Regions from separate parts of the Homo sapiens genome. Here region 1 is linked to region 2. Evidence: read pairs that join two places in POLR2A ChIA-PET (ENCODE). Cell type or tissue: PC-3. All regions are shown on one strand. Links, peaks and the distances in the headings refer to the core of each region. The heading gives the core; the rest is flanking DNA.

Region 1 (5,000 bases), core at 1-5,000, 210 kb after region 2:
TTTATATTCCTGCCCTCTTTCTTTGGGCTTCTATGAAATATATCTTTGGCTTATCCTAGACTTGCTGAGAGCAGCTTAATTATATCGGCTTTCAGAAACGTGAGAATCAACTAATCCAGACTAACAAAACAAGCAGATACAGTTGATCCTGTGACTTCAAGTACCTTCCCAAGTGGCATTATTAATAAATCTTGACTCACAGTACTAGCATAATGCATTATTTTTATAGCTAATGCATCAAAAAGTTATTTGATCCATATGACCATATGATTTCTAAGGTCCTATAATCTGAGTTCTATTCTGAGGAGATATTTCCTATACTTTCTAGTGAAGCATATGAAAGGAAATGAAGCAGTTCTAGTCATTAAATAATTACTTCCATCAGTACATACATAGTATCGGGTAATAGGAATATATTATAATAGCTCACCTCTTCTATATTATTCAAATACCATTTGCTGATAACTGGAAATAAGAAAGAATGCTAAAATTGATTGACATCTAACATGAGTTGTTACTTATTATGGGTCAGCATCGAAGCTCATATATAGAAGAGACGATTTGAAATGTTCAGCTAGCCATCTTCATAGGAATTACAATAAGTTGAATATTTCTCAGTATCTTTAGTAAAGATGCCTATGCCTTATTTACAGTGTATTTGCAATGGACCAAGCTGAAGCTGTATAAATGAGACATATGCTTTGTTTCCATGTTCACTGTTGAACTTATGCTCCAGAAAGTCTTCCTTATTCTCTTCTACCCATAATCTTGCCTCTTTTTGAATCCACATGGCATTGATTTTAGAGCTCATTTGTGCACTTTTCTTGTTCTGTCTTCTTTTAGATTTCTACCAAATTGTAAATACCTATAGGGATAGGAGCCTCTTTTTTTTAATTATACTTTAAGTTCTAGGGTACATGTGCACAACGTGCAGGTTTGTTACATATGTATACATGTGCCATGTTGGTGTGCTGCACCCATTAACTCGTCATTTAACATTAGGTATATTTCCTAATGCTGTCCCTCCCCCCTCCCCCCACCCCACAACAGGCCCCAGTGTGTGATGTTCCCCTTCCTGTGTCCATGTGTTCTCATTGTTCGATTCCCACCTATGAATGAGAACATGCGGTGTTTGTTTTTTGTTCCTTGAGATAGTTTGCTGAGAATGATGGTTTCCAGCTTCATCCATGTCCCTACAAAGGACATGAACTCATCATTTTTTATGGCTGCATAGTATTCCATGGTGTATATGTGCCACATTTTCTTAATCCAGTCTATCATTGTTGGACACTTGGGTTGGTTCCAAGTCTTTGCTATTGTGAATAGCAGGTGCTGGAGAGGATGTGGAGAAATAGGAACACTTTTACACTGTTGGTGGGACTGTAAACTAGTTCAACCATTGTGGAAGTCAGTGTGGTGATTCCTCAGGGATCTAGAACTAGAAATACCATTTGACCCAGCCATCCCATTACTGGGTATATACCCAAAGGACTATAAATCATGCTGCTATAAAGGAGCCTTTCTTAATCATCCTGTGTCTCCTGCTATGATAAGCACATAGCAGGTATCTAATTGTAGACTCTCTGAATTGATAATCACTTATATAGAAATTAATAATGACAATATCTTCTTAATCCCAAGAATAATTACACCATCGTCATTGAAGTGAAAAGAGAACATTTAATTTCAAGTTTTGAAGTCTTTTAAAAATAGATATTATAAGCTGATTTAAAGTAGATCTTTTAACCTGTCACCAAAAGCATTTATTCCAGTTAAAAACTTGATCCGTTTATATATTCATGCATAATTTATATTCCACCCACTTCCAAAAATTAATTGAATAGGCCACTAAGGTGATAGGTGATGCCAGTTAAGGAAATTACTAAAATATCAGTAACAAAACCTACCATAAAAGTTTTATTCCCAAAATCATCTTGGTATTTTTAAATGTTTCTAGGTTAAAATGTTAACCACATCTATATGCTTTATTTCTGTACCAAATAGAGTTTGGGAAGGCTTATTTATTAGACGTTTTAAACTAGTTCCTAGTTTATTATGTGATTCTATCTCAAACATAGCATTTTATATTATTTTTCTTTTAATTGACACTGTTTTGTAAATGTTAAGAACTATAGAGTGAATTTAAATGTATATTTAAAAACCTACGTGAAAGATACTTTAACTCCCGCCTTCAAGTGAATTCAAATAAGGAGAATTCCAAGGAGTGGGGAAATTAGCCAAACACTTTTCCGTCTCAGGAAAGCCATAATAACAAGAATTATAACCTGTTCCTATTTTTCTTAATAGGTGATTTGGGGTAAGGACTCCAAGGAAACAAGAGCGTTCTGTTCTAAGACAGAAACATGAGGCAAATGGAGACAAAAGGAGAGAGGAGACCCCAAGGACAATAGCCTCCCACATTCTCTCCATCCAAGGCACACATGCCAAATTGCATTATTCCAATGAGCTCTGCACAATTAACCTGTCCAAAGGGGTTGCGTGGCTGATGTTTAACTTTCCACCCAGCTACGTTGAAATGTACAGTACATCTTGAACATGTTATTTAAATTGAAAATGAAACATCTGGACACATCAGTACGAGACGGGTCCCACTAAATATGGGAACATGTTTACCCAGGTGGGTTCAATCATAATTTCTACTCCGTGAAATAAAATTTCAATCTCGCCTGCAAAAACTAAAAATTAATTTTAGAGTTTTCTTTAAGGAAATTTTTCTCACAGAAAGAATCATATTTCAATTTTAAATATTGGATAATTTGATCAAATGCCTTTATATTAAATGTGCTAAAAAGGGTTTAAGATAGGATTACAATTAGAATTTATTAATAATAAATTTCTATAAATAGAGTTATATATAAGCAGTCAAATCAGAGAAGGCAGGCAAATCCTGTTTGTCCAATAAAGATAATCATGTGATGAAATAAAAAAAAAAGGAGTTAGATACAACTTTTTTGAGATGTACATTGCCCATTGGCTTTTAGAAGGCACATGTAACAAAAGAACTTTGTCATTCATAAAGAAATCCATAAGTAATTGGGCATCCACGAATAATGATAGTGAGCGGCAAAAGTTAAGGACTTCATTTTCAAAGTCAATGTTGTTTATCAAGGCCTGGAAAATAAACCCCTGTTTATTTCTAACACGCCAAATGAAATCACTGCCAAGTGTGAGATACTGTGATAACCTGGAACGGGGAGAGAAAGATCTGCTTGTAGACTGGAAAGAGACCTGGTGCCCTGACCTCTCTCTGATAGCTGCCAACATTGCCGGGTCTACGAGTAATTCAGTAAACTAGTACGCTCCTTCTCAACATCCCCACCAAAAAAGTCCTTTTTCCAATGTAAGTTCAGTGCTGGTCGGCCTGTAGGAGTTTCAGCAAAGATGAGAATTAAATGTGCTTGCAGGCAAAAACATTTCAGAAATATTGGCTAAAAAGTAGACTCATTGCAACCTGGGAATAGAAATAAGGTCTCATGAAAACACTTAAAAGGACCAAGCAGAGCTTTCTACTTGTAAATAAAGGCTTCTGTTGTGTAGTACAGACAGGGCTTGCCAAGCCTTTAGCTTGAGTGTTCTTGGAGGGGCAAAGGGAAAAAAGGCAGAAAGGGAAAAGAATACAAGGAGGATTTGGGCAATAAAAGAGACAGCCTTGTATTTGTACTTCCTCCTCCACCACCACTGATTCCATCACACTCCCTAGCTCACCCTAGGCTCTCCTGAAATCTGCCCCAAGGGTTCCTTCTTCTTTAGTTGTACCAATCTTCGTATTTTCTGTGAATGGTGTCTTGAGAATGCCTCACAATTTTCTATACATCCTTCTCTGCATTTGGTATATTTTGTGTGACTAGCTGCAAACTCAATGCTATTTACAAGAAGTTTAACTGTCAAACACATAGAGGACAATTCTGGAGAGGTTGAGCCTAGAACATGCCAAACAACAGGTATATGAAAACGCGGGGAGAGAACAGCCTATTCTCCTTGTGCTGATGAACTCAATCTAGTGAAAAGCACAAGTAGCAAGGTGGATTAGGGCTGGAGGTAGAGCTAACATGTATGAGCCTTGGTTCCTATGAACTTGTTCATACACGAACAGGTTGAGGACTGGGTCTCTGCCAGAAAAGAAAAGAACCTCCCTTGGTTCCTAAGATAACTACTCCAACCCATAGTTGCCTAGGATTGGCCTGATCAATGCCTTCCTAAGCACTCTGTAACACCTCATAACTTTAGCACTAACACCCACGGCCTTGATCTATTTTTCTGCACCCGTTCCTATCTGACCAGGCTAATCTGCTTCAAAACTTTGCTACCATTTATTGGGTAGCCACTGTATGCCTGCTCATGTGTTAGGTGTTTTACATATATTTGCTGTGATCCTTGCAACTTATATTGTTGCAACTGTAAAGTGTATGTTACTGTCCCCATTTTACAGATGAAAAAAAGGAGACGCAGAGAGGTTAAAAAAATTAGCCTAAGCATGCAAAAAATGATGGTATAGCTGAGAATCAAACCAAATCAGTCTGGCTCCCAAGTCAATGTTCAACGCACCAAACCTTAGACTACCCAACAGATCTTCAGTATGCTTTCCAAAGCCTTCCACGATTCCACTGCTCCTTCCTTCCAGCTCCTTCCTTCCAGCTCCATCTCTGACCCTCCTTGTGGAGGCAATAGTTAAATACTTGTTGTCCACCATCCCCCATCTCTTCAGTGTGTTTATTTATGCTCTTTCCTCTGCCTGAAATACCACTCTCCAATCAAGCTTAGCACCTCCTCCTCTTTCCAGATGTGGTTTCCTCAAGAAAGACTCTCTGATACCTCTCTCATACACAAGCACCCTAAGCCATCTTCATCAGATCACTTTCAGTAGTCCACTGCCACAATGATCAACTTTAGGTGTGTTCCCACCTACACAGTAGCCTTCCAAGGTAAGAAACCTGTCTTTGTTAACTTTCACATCTCCAAAACCAGGCACAATGCTTGGC
Region 2 (13,256 bases), core at 3,358-8,357:
CAACCACATTACACACTAATCTTTCACAGATTTTTTTTTGCTTTATTTAAACCTTTTCCCCTCATATTTCTATTTATTCTTCTTAGCCTTTGGTGAATGCTTTCTATCAGAGGATTTGTACCTTCGGATTTTTGGAAAAGTCTGTACCATTATATCTTAGCATATTGCTTATTTGCTGTTTGTTTATTTATGTCTTTGGAATTTCTCTGAGGCAGATACTAGAGCATTTATGATTCCTAACTTCTGTTTTATATCCTCCATTCCTTTATTTTTGTCCTCCATGTCACAGAGATGTTCTGTTCCATCTTCTAACTCATCTTCAAGCATGATTTGTCTTGTATAATCCATTTGCTTAGATTTCTAAAGAGATTTAATGACTGTACTTACACTTGACTTTTAAGAGCCTGTTTCATAACTTGCTGTTTTTATTTTACAGATGCCATTTCTTCCTTTATATTTTAAATACTGTAAACATACTTATTGTCAGCTCTCTTTCATGTTGTTCTATTCTTGTTGGTTCCTCATGTCCTGTAAGCTGTCTTTCATGATGCTAAGTGTCCTATTTTTTAAAATTCTGTTTTATTTTGCTTACGAGTTTACTTCAGAAGGAAGTATCTTTTCTAGAGATCCGGATAACCACCTGGGGTGGTTTCCACTGGTGTTCCTGTCAGCACCTTCAAGACACACTGATTCTGAATTATTTTTTGTGTTAGTTTTTCAGCCTGGAATTCTGAGTCTATTCCTACTCCCACCTGTTGTTCAGTCTTGGGGTTCTTATATCTCTAGAAGACTCCTATTTTACCCACATGGTGGGGCTATTGGCTCATTTCCAGCAGTTATCTTGGGTATGCAGGCAGAGATGATCTGGTTCCTTCAAGGTTAGTGCAGTGCTTTCTAGGGTTCTGATTCTGCACAGGAAGCCCAGTTCTTATTCCTTCTATAAACATATTTTCCTGGCCAGCTTCTGGCCTTGAATAGCCATGAAAATCCCAGACTTTGAGACCTGTAATCTCCCTTAGTTCCAGATACATTGTCATGTTGGCTCTATGTTCTAGCATTTGGAGATTTCCTTTCTTGCTTTTGTGTTCTGCTATATATTTAATATGTAAAAAAATGCTTTTAATCCCTATATCTAAATGTCTGGAAATGTTGTGTTCAATTCCATCTTATCCTGTTATTTCTTGACTGTCTGAATATGTAGTTCTTATTTCTCTCGTTCTCTCCATTTTGAATAATCTCCCAAATGCTCTCTGCCTTTTGCAAATTCACTCATTCTTCCAGGACTTGAGGAGTCACTGAAGGTAATGCTTTTTTCCTCCAGGGACCAAATTAACCCCTAGGAAGGGTCTTCTATGAACTCCTTTGACATCCATTTGACACTTAATCATTTTCTGTTATAATTATTATATGGCTATTATTTGTTTTCTTGTGAAATTATAAAATCTTTGAAATTTGGGGCCATTTCTTAAGCTTCTTGAATTTCTTCACCTGGTCTCACAACAAATTCTTCCTAATGGAAGAAAAACAGAAAAGAAAGACACACTAGGATAGAGTAATTTAAAATGTTTTAGACTTTATTTACGAGGGTCCAAGCACCTAGGAAAACAGGATTTGTTTAAATTTTGCTTACTCATTTTATTCAGGATTCATGAATTTATAAGGCCAGAGAGATTTCATATAAGATCCTAGATTACTAAAGGAAAACTGAAAGATTTTATGTCAAGCAATATAAAATTAATATGACAGATGCAACCTTAGAAAATGTGTTTCCTGAGATTCCTAAATTAGCTACTTTTGTGGGTGTCTGCTTAGTATTTGGTCCTGAGTAAATGAATAAACAAACAGCTACTTCTGAGAGCTACTTTCACAGGGAAATGTTTCTGAGTTCCAGTTCATGGGAGTTTAGGAAGGTATGGGATGCAAATTACATTTCAACACTGAACCAGCCAATCAATCCTTGAACACTTTTGAAGTCTTTAGCTTTGCCTGTGAACATGGGAACACCCAAGGGCACCTTCAAATTAAAAATAAACATACATTCTAAGGAGTCCTAGATGTGTAATTTGGTAGAAATTTAAGGGGTGTCTTTTTATAGTAACGGAGTCTATAAAGAAAATACAATTCAGGTGAGGTTACATCCTTTCCAGTCATAAAAGTGTATGTGAATGACATTTAACTCGAAATTCAAGTACTTTGGGCATATCATTCCCGCTCCCTGCCCCAATCCCATAATTTCTTGGTAGAAACTCATAGTGCATTTTTTTTTCAGTTCCAGCCAGATTTTTATATCTATTGGATGGATATTACATTAATAAAAAAATAGCTAACACTTATTGTATGATTGTCTAATGCCAAGCTATGTTCGTATAATTATCTAATATGTTGGTATGATTTGACTCTGTGGCTCCACCCAAATCTCACCTTTAATTGTAATCCCTTATGTTATGGGAGGAACCTGGTGGGAGGTGATTGGATTATGGGAGCGGTTTCCCCATGCTGTTCTTGTGATAGTCAGGGAGTTCTTACCAGATCTGATGGTTTTAGAAGTGGCAATTTCCCCTATGCACTCTCTCTCTCTCCTGCCACCATGTAAGACATGCCTTGCTTCTCCCTCCCCTTCTGCCATGATTGTAAGTTTCCTGAGGCCTCCCCAGCCATGTTGAACTGTGAGTCAATTAAACCTCTTTCCTTCATGAATTACCCAGTCTCAGGTATTCTTTATAACTGTGAAAATGGGCTAATACCCAGATAACCCTATGGTGTTGCTGCTGTTATTATTCTTCCCTTGCAGATGGGGAAAACTGAGATGAAGAGTTAATTAATTTACCAAAGTCAAAAGAGTAGTCTTAAACTACTGTGAAATTTCTGTAGGCCTCCTTTTTTTTCCTTCAAAACCTTTAATATGCTAATACACATTTTTGTATTTTTTTTTTAATTATACTTTAAGTTCTGGGATACATGTGCAGAACATGCAGGTTTGTTACATAGGCATACACGTGTGATTGTGGTTTGCTGCACCCATCAACCTGTCATCTACATAAGATATTTCTCTTAATGCTATCCTTCCCTTAGCCCCACACCCCACTGACAGGCCCCGGTGTGTGATGTTCCACTCCCAGTGTCCATGTGTTCTCATTGTTCAACTCCCAGTTATGAGTGAGAATATGCAATGTTTGGTTTTCTGTTCCTGTGTTAGTTTGCTGAGAATGATGGTTTCCAGCTTCATCCATGTCCCTGCAAAGGACATGAACTCATTCTTTTTTATGGCTGCATAGTATTCCATGATGTATATGTGCCACATTTTCTTTATCCAATCTATTGTTGATGGGCATTTGGGTTGGTTCCAAGTCTTTGCTATTGTTAACAGTGCCACAGTAAACATACGTGTGCATGTGTCTTTATAGCAGAATGATTTATAATCCTTTGGGTATATACCCAGTGATGGGATTGCTGGGTCAAATGGTATTTCTAGTTCTAGATCCTTGAGGAATTGCCACACTGTCTTCCACAATGGTTGAACTAATTTACACTCCCACCAACAGTGTAAAAGCATTCCTATTTCTCCGCATCCTCTCCAGCATCTTTTGTTTCCTGACTTTTTAATGATCGCCATTCTAACGGGCATGAGATGGTATCTCATTGTGGTTTTTATTTGCATTTCTCTAATGACCAGTGATGATGAGCTTTTTGTCATATGTTTGTTGGCTGCATAAATGTCTTCTTTTGAGAAGTGTCTGTTCATATCCTTTGCCCACTTTTTGATGAAGTTGTTTTTTTCCTTGTAACATTTTTTAAGTTATTTGTAGATTCTGGATATTAGCCCTTTGTCAGATGGATAGATTGCAAAAATTTTCTCCCATTCTGTAGGTTGCCTGTTCACTCTGGTGATAGTTTCTTTTGCTGTGCAGAAGCTCTTTAGTTTAATTAGATACCATTTGTCAATTTTGGCTTTTGTTGTCTTTAGGCCTCCTTTCTATTCATGTTTCTACTTTAGAAGACATATATATATATCTACATATATATATATTTTATATATCTATATATGCCTTCTAAATATATATGTCTACAAATATGTATGTCTTCTATATTTTATATATCTATATATGCCTTCTAAATATATATGTCTACAAATATGTATGTCTTCTAAAGTAGAAACATGAATATATGTATCTAGAAACATATATGTCTTCAGAAGACAAATATATATGTATATGTCTTCTAAAGTGTGTGTATGTGTGTATGTTTATATATGCGTGTATATATATATGTGTATATGTATTTGTCCAGAGTTCTCCTGGGGAATCTATATTTTATTGAGATGAGAAGGAAACGTGGTAGTGTTGGTTAACTTATCACCACCTGGTTGCTGTCTAAACTCAACCACTTCCTATTGTGTCATGGTTTGATTATAAATTTCCTCTAAGCCTCTTTTTCTGGACACTCGCTTATCACCGCTAATCCTACATACAAAAGGTTGAATACTGGCCACTCTGAAAGTTGACAATCTAATATGGATTAAATGTAAAAATAAAGCTAGTGACTCCAAAACCCACCACTAGCTGGTTCATCACAGTTGTATATTTTTACACTTTCTCAGTCCACCCTCTAACCCAACTCATCTTCTTGTAAGCCTAGCACCTATTGTTGGCTATCTAGTGGCACACTGCAAAGGATCTTATGTGCCTGGAGCCCCGGTTTGCAATTTTTTTTTTTTTTTTTTTTTTTTTTTTTTAGAGATAGTGTTGTATACTTAAATCTTGACAAGCAAAAGAAAAAGAATGAAGTTTGGAAACCATCACTTCTAAAAAGCTTGTATTTTATTATTTAGAACAGACTTGCTTAAGGGAAAGATAAAATCAATACTTTTTCCCCCTGTTTTCAATAAGTGCCTAGATATTAGATTTTATGTTTGTTTGTTTTAAACAACGTTTTAAACTTGAGAGAATTTTGGGTAAGAAAATAAATAAATAAGTTGGATAGAAATAAACCTTTTAAAATTAAATTCTCTTCACTAAAGAATGTATTACTGGGAAAGGTTTTAAAAACTTCACTAGAGGTCCCTCCAATTTTTTTCACCTGTTTCCTCAAGATGGGGTAGTCGAGGACAAATTGATTACTGTTTTAAGCTTCCTTCCAAATTTCCATTGCTGTTATTTATGGTTCTATTCCAAATGTAAAATTTAGGCCTTTCCAATATTTGTTTTTAAAATGAAGAGACTTTCTGATTCCTATGAATAAAAATACTCCATGCTAATGGAAAAATCAAGAATCTTGGTGCCAAAGTGCTTCATTCAAACTCTTAGACAATAAAATAAGCAAGACATTAAATTATAACAAAGGTTCCAACCTTTTACTAAACTAGACTCACCTTGAGGAGCTTATAAAAGTACAGATTTCTAAGTTTTCCCAATCTACTCTTTCTTCCCATCCCAAGATTCTGAAATTAATTGGTTTGGCTGAGCTTGATCCAACACATTTTACTAAATATATATGTTTATTATATATAGTCTATATTATAAAATAAATATAATTATAACAGAATAAATATAATAAATATAGTATAAAGTATATTTATTATATAATTATTTAAGGCTGAAGATCAGTGTCCACAAAGGCATTTCTTGCTCTTTGCTAATGCCAGACAAATTAATGCAAAAGAAATGGTTGGATAAGAAGAAAGGAAAATGAGAAATAATATTCCTATTTATAATTTCTATCTATTTTCACAAAAATCACAAGTAGCTAAAGGTAGTCATTTTGCCTCAAATTGCCAATCAGGTTTAAGAAGTTTTTTGTCTGAATTTCCTAATTCTAAGTGAGAGACTGAAAATGCAAATGAACTATGACCAGACCACCTATGACAACAGAACCCTGACCCACAATCTCTGTGGCCACCAGCCCAGGAAGCAAAACCCCACTTCTGTGGCCTTCAGCCCAGAGTGGTCAGGGCTTGGTCAATGACTGCCAGCTTTCCTTTTTTTTCTTTTTTTTTTTTTTTGGCTTCTGCTTCCAACTCAGGACCAAGGAGAGAAAGCCAAATATGTTACCCTTCTCTAAACAATCACTTAGGATGCCCCACTTCTAGTTAGTGCACTTCCAGCTTCCCTGAAGCCTTCCTTTTTTTTTTTACTGTAAAACGTTCCCATTCCCATCTGTCTTTGAGTCTTTGTCAAATACAGGTGATGGTGGCTGACTCACTTGCTATGGCAAGCTCTGAATCAATAGCTTCTGTTTGTTCTCATTTTGGTGGTGTTTATTTAGTTCCACATAGCTAAAAATGGGGAAAATAAAAATGGGAAAAAATAAATTATCCTTGTGCATACATGTAAGGTTATTTATACCAATTTATGCAATTTCAGAAAATGAGAGGAGAAAGCAGATACCATCACCAAGGCAAGTGTTCAAAAGGGCAATAATTACAGTGACAAGAGGAATCCCAATAACTTTTATTCTCAGTAAATATGGCTACACAGTCAAGAGTGTTGAGGACCTGAGAATGGGAAGTCACTGCTTTGGCTCCTGTGATTCCACCAATACTTGCCTGAATTCTCTTGAATCAATGAATCAGGCGTGGAAGACTAGAAGCAACAAAGAGAGGAGCAGGTAGTAGAGGGGGTAACTTTTAGAAGGCTGTAGAGTGGTCCCTTGATATCCACAGAGGATTGGTTCCAGGACCACCCACATATACCCAAATCCATGCATACTTAAGTCGTGCTATTGGGACTTTAGAATCCAGGTATATGAAAAGTCAAATGTGTATATGTGTGTGTATATATGTGTATATGTACATACATACATATATGTATATATATACATATACACACACATATGTGTATATATATATACACACACAGAGACTTTTTCCAAACAAAAGCAGATCAAAAATACTGTATATATATATACATATATGTATGTGTATATATGCATACATATATACAGTATATACATATATACACATACATATATGTATATATGTATGTGTATATATATGTATGTGTATATATATGTAGTATTTTTGATCTGCTTTTGTTTGGAAAAAGTCTGTGAATAAGTAGACCTGTGCAGTTCAAACCCATCTTATTCAAGAGTCAACTGTAATTTCAATATTTTGTAACAGTTTAGTCACCAATATTGAAGTTGAGAGAAGGAAGTTCTCTCTTGTGGACAATATGGAATGCTCTAAAACTTGAATCCAAATGTACATTCTTGGCATCACTCAAATAATGTGAGCGTGTAACATTTATGATATATTCAAGAGGCAAAACCCAATTCTTTACACTGTAGACCTGTTTTGTTGTTATTTTAGTTTTGTGAAGGCAAGGTTTTAAGGCAATTTAGTTCTAAAAGCATTACTGAGTATTTACTATTTGCAATTCACTGCACTTGGTAATAAACTAGAGGGAGATGCAGAAACTCTCTTTTCTCCACCAATTCTTCGAAGGAAAAAACATTTCCATTATCATTAGGTGACAATCTACACAGCTAATTGTACATATGAATTGACTGATAATTTACAGTTGCAATATGGTGTCATAAAAGGAGTCATAAAACTTTGTGACTTCGTTTGCTTTTTCTCTGTAAGATATGTGCTGCAAATGCAAACTAACATCAAATAAATAACTCCTGTCTTTATACATACATGATCTAATACTTTCCACAACTCTGATATTTAAGGTACTTCCATTATGACTAGTTAATTGCATAAATTCAATAATTAATTATATTCTAATGATCAAGAAGAATATTTATCAAAAATAAAACTTGCAGACATTGGGGAGGAATTAAGGCATGTTAACACATTTTCTATATCAATCAGGTACTTTTAGTGTAAATGTGTTATCAAGTGAACTGGAACATTAAATAGAGGAATTTGGTATCATTGTGGGAAAAATAATCTAATCACTTTTCAAACTTGGCTGCCCTTTGGAGCCATTTGAGAAATTTTTGAGAAGCAAGATACAGGTATTCTAATTTACTTGGTCTGCAGTGTGGCCCTTGCCAGGTGATACTAACATGTGGCATAGAGTGAGAACCATCATTATATAATCTAGAATTTAGTGTATTACTCCTTCAATATTATACTTCTCCTCCAGCTCTTGGGACTTTTCCTGATTTCATAGGTTGGTTGAGCAGTTTTTGTTATTGTTGTTGTTTGTTTTTTTAATGTTGACTTGTTTTCCCAAGTAGGTATTCTTCCTGGAAAGAGATAGTACTCACTATAAATAATTAATTGACTTCCTAGTCAAATTAGTCCTTGATGAGTCTAAACAGTGGGTGGTAGACATATCTCATCTCCCCAGTTTGATCACGCCATCCGTCCTTAAGATAACAGACCTATAGAGCTAGTAGGCCAACCCTAGAAACAAAAAAGGCAACAGTTATGTCCAGGTCATTACAGCTTGTCAATTTGCTTCTCCCAAATTACTGCACTTCTTGTTTCTTCATTGGGTTACACGCCTGCTTATTCACGTCCCTCGATCAGTTTTTCCTCAATCCTGGGTACACAACAGCATCACCTGGGGAGCATTTTAGATGCCTAATGCCTAATTACATCAGTCTCTGGGGGTAGTACCCAGTTATCAGTGTTCTTTAAAGCTCCTCAGAAGACACTGTGAACCATTGCCTTAGGCTGTAGTGCTCTCAATATTTACCTAAGACATTCATGAATCTGCATTTTCTTTAGTTGATATTACAGAGCTACAGACCAGCTCTGACCCAAGCTCATTTATATAATGGCAGATAGATACTATTAAAAACCTAAAAAAAAATTTAATAGAAGTCTTTGGTAATGTACTTACAGAGCCCTTGTACTTTGGGCCAGGGGCTCTTGTAAGCACTGTACATAGATTGAATTATTTATTCTAGCCACATCTTACAGATGAGAAAATTTCCCAGTGTTACACACTTAGCGTTTGGGCCAAGATTCAAATGAGGCACTCTGGCTCCAGAGTCACCAGTTAACCACAGGTGACCAGCAATGTGGCTGTTAAAACTACTAGATGTGATTTGATAGGTGATATTCTTACACTTCCATTTTACAGGTAAAGAATCAAGGTACAGAGAAAGTGTCCTAGGATCACACAGCTAGTAAGTGGCAGAGCTGGGATTTGAACTCAAAACAGTCCCACCCTAAAGATGATGTTCTGTTAATAATCTAGCCTTTTTTTTCAGACAAATATTCAACTGACCCAGCTTTCCATAAATTTATATTACTGCAGATTGGAATTTGGTATTGCAAGTTTCATTTGCACTTCTGAACTTATTCTTCATGTTTTACCCAGAAATTTATTAAAAAAAAAAAGAAATAAAACTGGTGGATTTTTCACCCTACTACAACTGACTGCACTGGAGAAGCAATTACTACAGAGATGCTACAGCTGCTTTCTTGATATTAGTCCACGGTTTTAAAATGTTTTTGATTTGTAAATATGTTAGGCACCACAAGTCCGTCAAGATGGTATGTAGAAAGAAGAAAAGATTCTCCACTCCAAATCTTTATGTGCCTGAAAATCCCTTTGATTTCCCTTATTAGTTTGGTATGTCTTTAATTTTATATTAAAAATACAGATTTCTTCCAGTTATGGGACATTGTCCCACTTCAAACTTTTAAAAACAAATTAATCAGAATTTTATGGTAATTGTTATGTAAATAGGACAAATATATCTCAGCCCTTTGGCAAGCAGCCTTGACAACTGAAACAGTTTCACACTGTGGATTTCAATCAATGTAACAAAGTTACTGAGCACAGTCTAAAATCAATGAATTCTAGAGTGCAGGAGTTTTTTAAAAGTTTCTTGCTTCTCGCATTTTAATATAAAAATCATCCCAGGCTATTGTTAAAATGCAAAAATCTGATTTGGGAGGCTTTAAGTGAGATGCTGGACTTCATATTTCAGTAAGGTCTCAAGTGATGTACATGCTGCTGGTCTGTGAACCACACTTTGAGTAGCAAGGACACAGTGCTGGTAAACTCGTTCTCCAAAGGAGGAAAACAAAGCCTTGGCTTGTAGTATTTGCTAATTTCCATGATATAAATGTTCCCACAAAGACCACATTCAAGCTACCAACGTGATGTCATTGAAAATGGAGTTGGGAAGAGACATTCAGCACGCTGCCCACAATTAGCTCTCCAACCAGGTACAAGCCAGTTCCAGCACACCACTGATCTACATAAGTATAAGTACATGCACCTTCAAGATCCCACAACATAGCTGTTTCACTCTGCAAAGGATTTCAGGAGGTGAGGGAGAATAAGAATGTCACAGGAAAAAATGACAAGATTAATTACAAAGTTTTCAGAATAGGTGCAAAATAATCTAGTTCCAAGGCTATATAGGCTGATGAGAGGGCATGTTTAAGAAGTTAAAAGACGTGTGTGGCCAATAATGGAGCCTTTGGGGAAGATCTGAACCCGGTTTGGACTGTGATGGGTTTGGATGAGTGGGAAAGGAGAACACGCACAGAAAAGGAAGTGGGATAAACACTAGCAAAATGTCTGATGCTAAACAAAATTGAAGGAAAACTTGGAATTCCTAAAGAGTTGGGAGTACAGTCATTGGTCCAGCAGAATGAGGGCATCCTGCTTTCACAAATGTTTTATTCTCTGGCATGATTGAGGAATAACATATTCAGATTAATCAAACATCCAGGTTAACAGAGAGTTGACATATGTACCAAAAAGAGATGCCAATGTTTAAAGTAATAGAATATATTAGAGTACACAGAACCTAATTTCTTTCTTCTTTGATGAAGAAAGGACTTTGAGATCTTCCATGTCTCAGAGCCATGGCTTTGAGCACCTTTGGTCCCTTCTGGTAGGGTTCTGTGATGGAGCCTGCAAAGTTTTGTTTGCAGTGTCCTGTAAGAAGAGTGTATTTTCAAGTCTTTCTCTAGGGCTGTAGAATGAGAGCATCCTAAGAAACTGACTCCCTTGGAGAGAATTTCTAACTGGCAGAAATGCTCTGCCTTGTAGTGCATTGAGTGGTTAAAAGCCCAGACTCATTTCCACATCTGTAATTGGGGCTAATAATACCAATCTCATATGGTTTTGGTGATTATTAAATGAAACTTGGTCAAGAAATATTGGTGCTCAATATTTGAATGAGCACTACAAATTAGTGCAGGCGTTGTAGCCAGGCATACACCGTTACTAATTTTTAAATCAGAATTGCTTAACAGACACTGATTGTCTACAAGGCCATAAACAGGATGAGGCTGTGGGGAGAAAGTATGGACTGGTCCCCAAGCCTGCAGAGCTAAGGTTTCTGCATTCTGCACACATCTTTGAAAGAATCTATGACCACCTGTGCACAATGTTTAAATGCCTAGGAACCTTCCCTTGCTACCCAGGGAGAGGTTTTCCCTAGACCCTCTGACAGTTCCCTCAGTCAGCAACTATATGAAAGAATTTTCTTACATTTCTGAAATCTGAATAGAGGTTTATTTGGGAAAAAATCCTTTTCCCTCCTGTCTCTTGGAATAAATGTACTATTTCGTTTTCTTAATTTGTACTATGTTAAGAACCAGTAGAGGGAACTTAAGGTCAATCTGTCTCTCAGGTTGAGTAACTCTAAGCTATAAGCTCCAGAATCTTGTCTTTGTCTCTAATTCCAAATGGGCTTGTGGGGAAAAGTGATATAACCATGAGATCACTGTGTTCTTTTAGATGATTTCCTGTTTCCTGTGTATTTAAATACACAGGGAATAATCCCGCTATTAAAATGAGACCCTGTATGTGTGTATGGGCAGAAGTTCAATGAAAAAGGAAGAAAAATATGCTTGCTGAATACCAGATGTAGAATGCATAAATCCTGTCAGAACAAGTGGGGAATAGCTTTTATGGCTGACTTGCAAGAAACCTAAGGGAATTGGGAAATCAGATAGGCATGTGTCAAGCAGACTTATTTAAATCATCCACTTCCTCAGCAAAATAAAAGTTTGAGAGGGTTCTGCTTCCTTTTGTGGTTTGAAATTACAGTTGTAGGCCTCAGAAGTCCTGCTTGATTGAGGGCTTCCAAGCAAAGACGTTATACAACCTAGTTCAGGCGCCCGACAACACTGGGGTCACCCAATGCCTCTCCCTGAGGTCTCCAACCTTGCCTTGTTTGTACTTTGTGTCCTTTGTCATCTCAGAAGCAAATTGTAGTGCAGCTGACCACTGCTTCATGGACCTCCAGCTTGTCCCTACTAAAAGGCTTTTGCATCTGAAAGAGAAAGATGCCCACTGGCTTCCTTCTTAGACCACTGCTGTAGATCCTGAGCACAAACCTTAGCTCTGCAGGCTTGGAGACCAGGCAATGCTTTCTCCTTGCAGCCTCATTCTGTTCACAGTTCGCACAGGGTTTATGGCCTTATAGACAATCAGTCTGTGGTAAGCAATTCTGATTTAAAAACTAATAATCTGTGTATGCTTGGCTACAAGGCCCACATGAATTCGTAGTGAGAGATAAACTAGATACCAATTATTTCCAGGTATAATATCCTAACAGGTAAGTTTTTCAGGAGGCCACATTGTAGTTCAGCAGGTTACTGGTGTGTATAGATACAAAGCAAAGGTATTTAAGTACAAACCATTTCCTTTAAGGTGTGGTAGCTCCCTAAATTGTTCTTCTCAGGATATTTCTGTTTTAAAATGTCCTGTTAAATATATTATTTTTATGTACAGTATAATTTTTTAAAAGCATGCTGACATGGGAAAATCATGGACTTTGCAGACCCAGGTTTAAGTCATTCCAAATCTACCACTTACTGATGTGTGAACTTCAGCACGTTACTGTACCTCTTTCAGACTCATTTCCTTATCTTCTTGCTGAGAATGTGTGTGTAAAAATATTAATATGGAATCTAGCATGGTGTCTAGCCCTTTGTGAAACCCTGACAAATTCTTATTCCTCACCATTCATCTGTTCATCTGTATTAGTTTGTTTTCACGGTGCTGATAAAGACATATCCGAAACTGGGAACAAAAAAAGGTTTAATTGGACTTACAGTTCCACATGGCTGGGGAGGCCTCAGAATCATGATGGGAGGCAAAAGGCACCTTTTTTTTTTTTTTATGGAGTTTCACTCTGTCACCCAGGCTGGAGTGCAGTGGCACGATCTTGGCTCACTGCAACCTCTGCCTCCAGGGTTCAAGCAATTCCCTTGCCTCAGTCTCCCAAGTAGCTGGGATTACAGGTTCCTGCCTCCATGCCTGGTTAATTTTTGTATTTTTAGTAGAGACAGGGTTTCGCCATGTTGGCCAGACTGGTCTCGA

What was found. Peaks named below come from ENCODE experiments on the same cell type or tissue, not always from the same donor. Only the 100,000 strongest peaks of a DNase experiment are listed, where the experiment ranks them.
Region 1: POLR2A ChIA-PET joins it to region 2 with 7 read pairs; 3 of 35 experiments call an interaction of 5 or more read pairs at or near these places.

The regions. Positions count from the first base shown.
Region 1 is chr6:135,892,188-135,897,187 of GRCh38, forward strand. The region is part of intron 1 of PDE7B (phosphodiesterase 7B); the gene reads left to right. Among named protein-coding and RNA genes, the nearest start is that of PDE7B, 43 kb to the left of the region's middle. In PC-3, for the core only: no CTCF peak of the experiment used is centred there; no DNase peak of the experiment used is centred there.
Region 2 is chr6:135,675,263-135,688,518 of GRCh38, forward strand. All of the region lies in intron 4 of AHI1-DT (AHI1 divergent transcript), which reads left to right. Among named protein-coding and RNA genes, the nearest start is that of LINC02524, 47 kb to the left of the region's middle. In PC-3, for the core only: no CTCF peak of the experiment used is centred there; a DNase peak (open chromatin) is centred at 6,179; H3K27ac peaks cover 1,221 bases.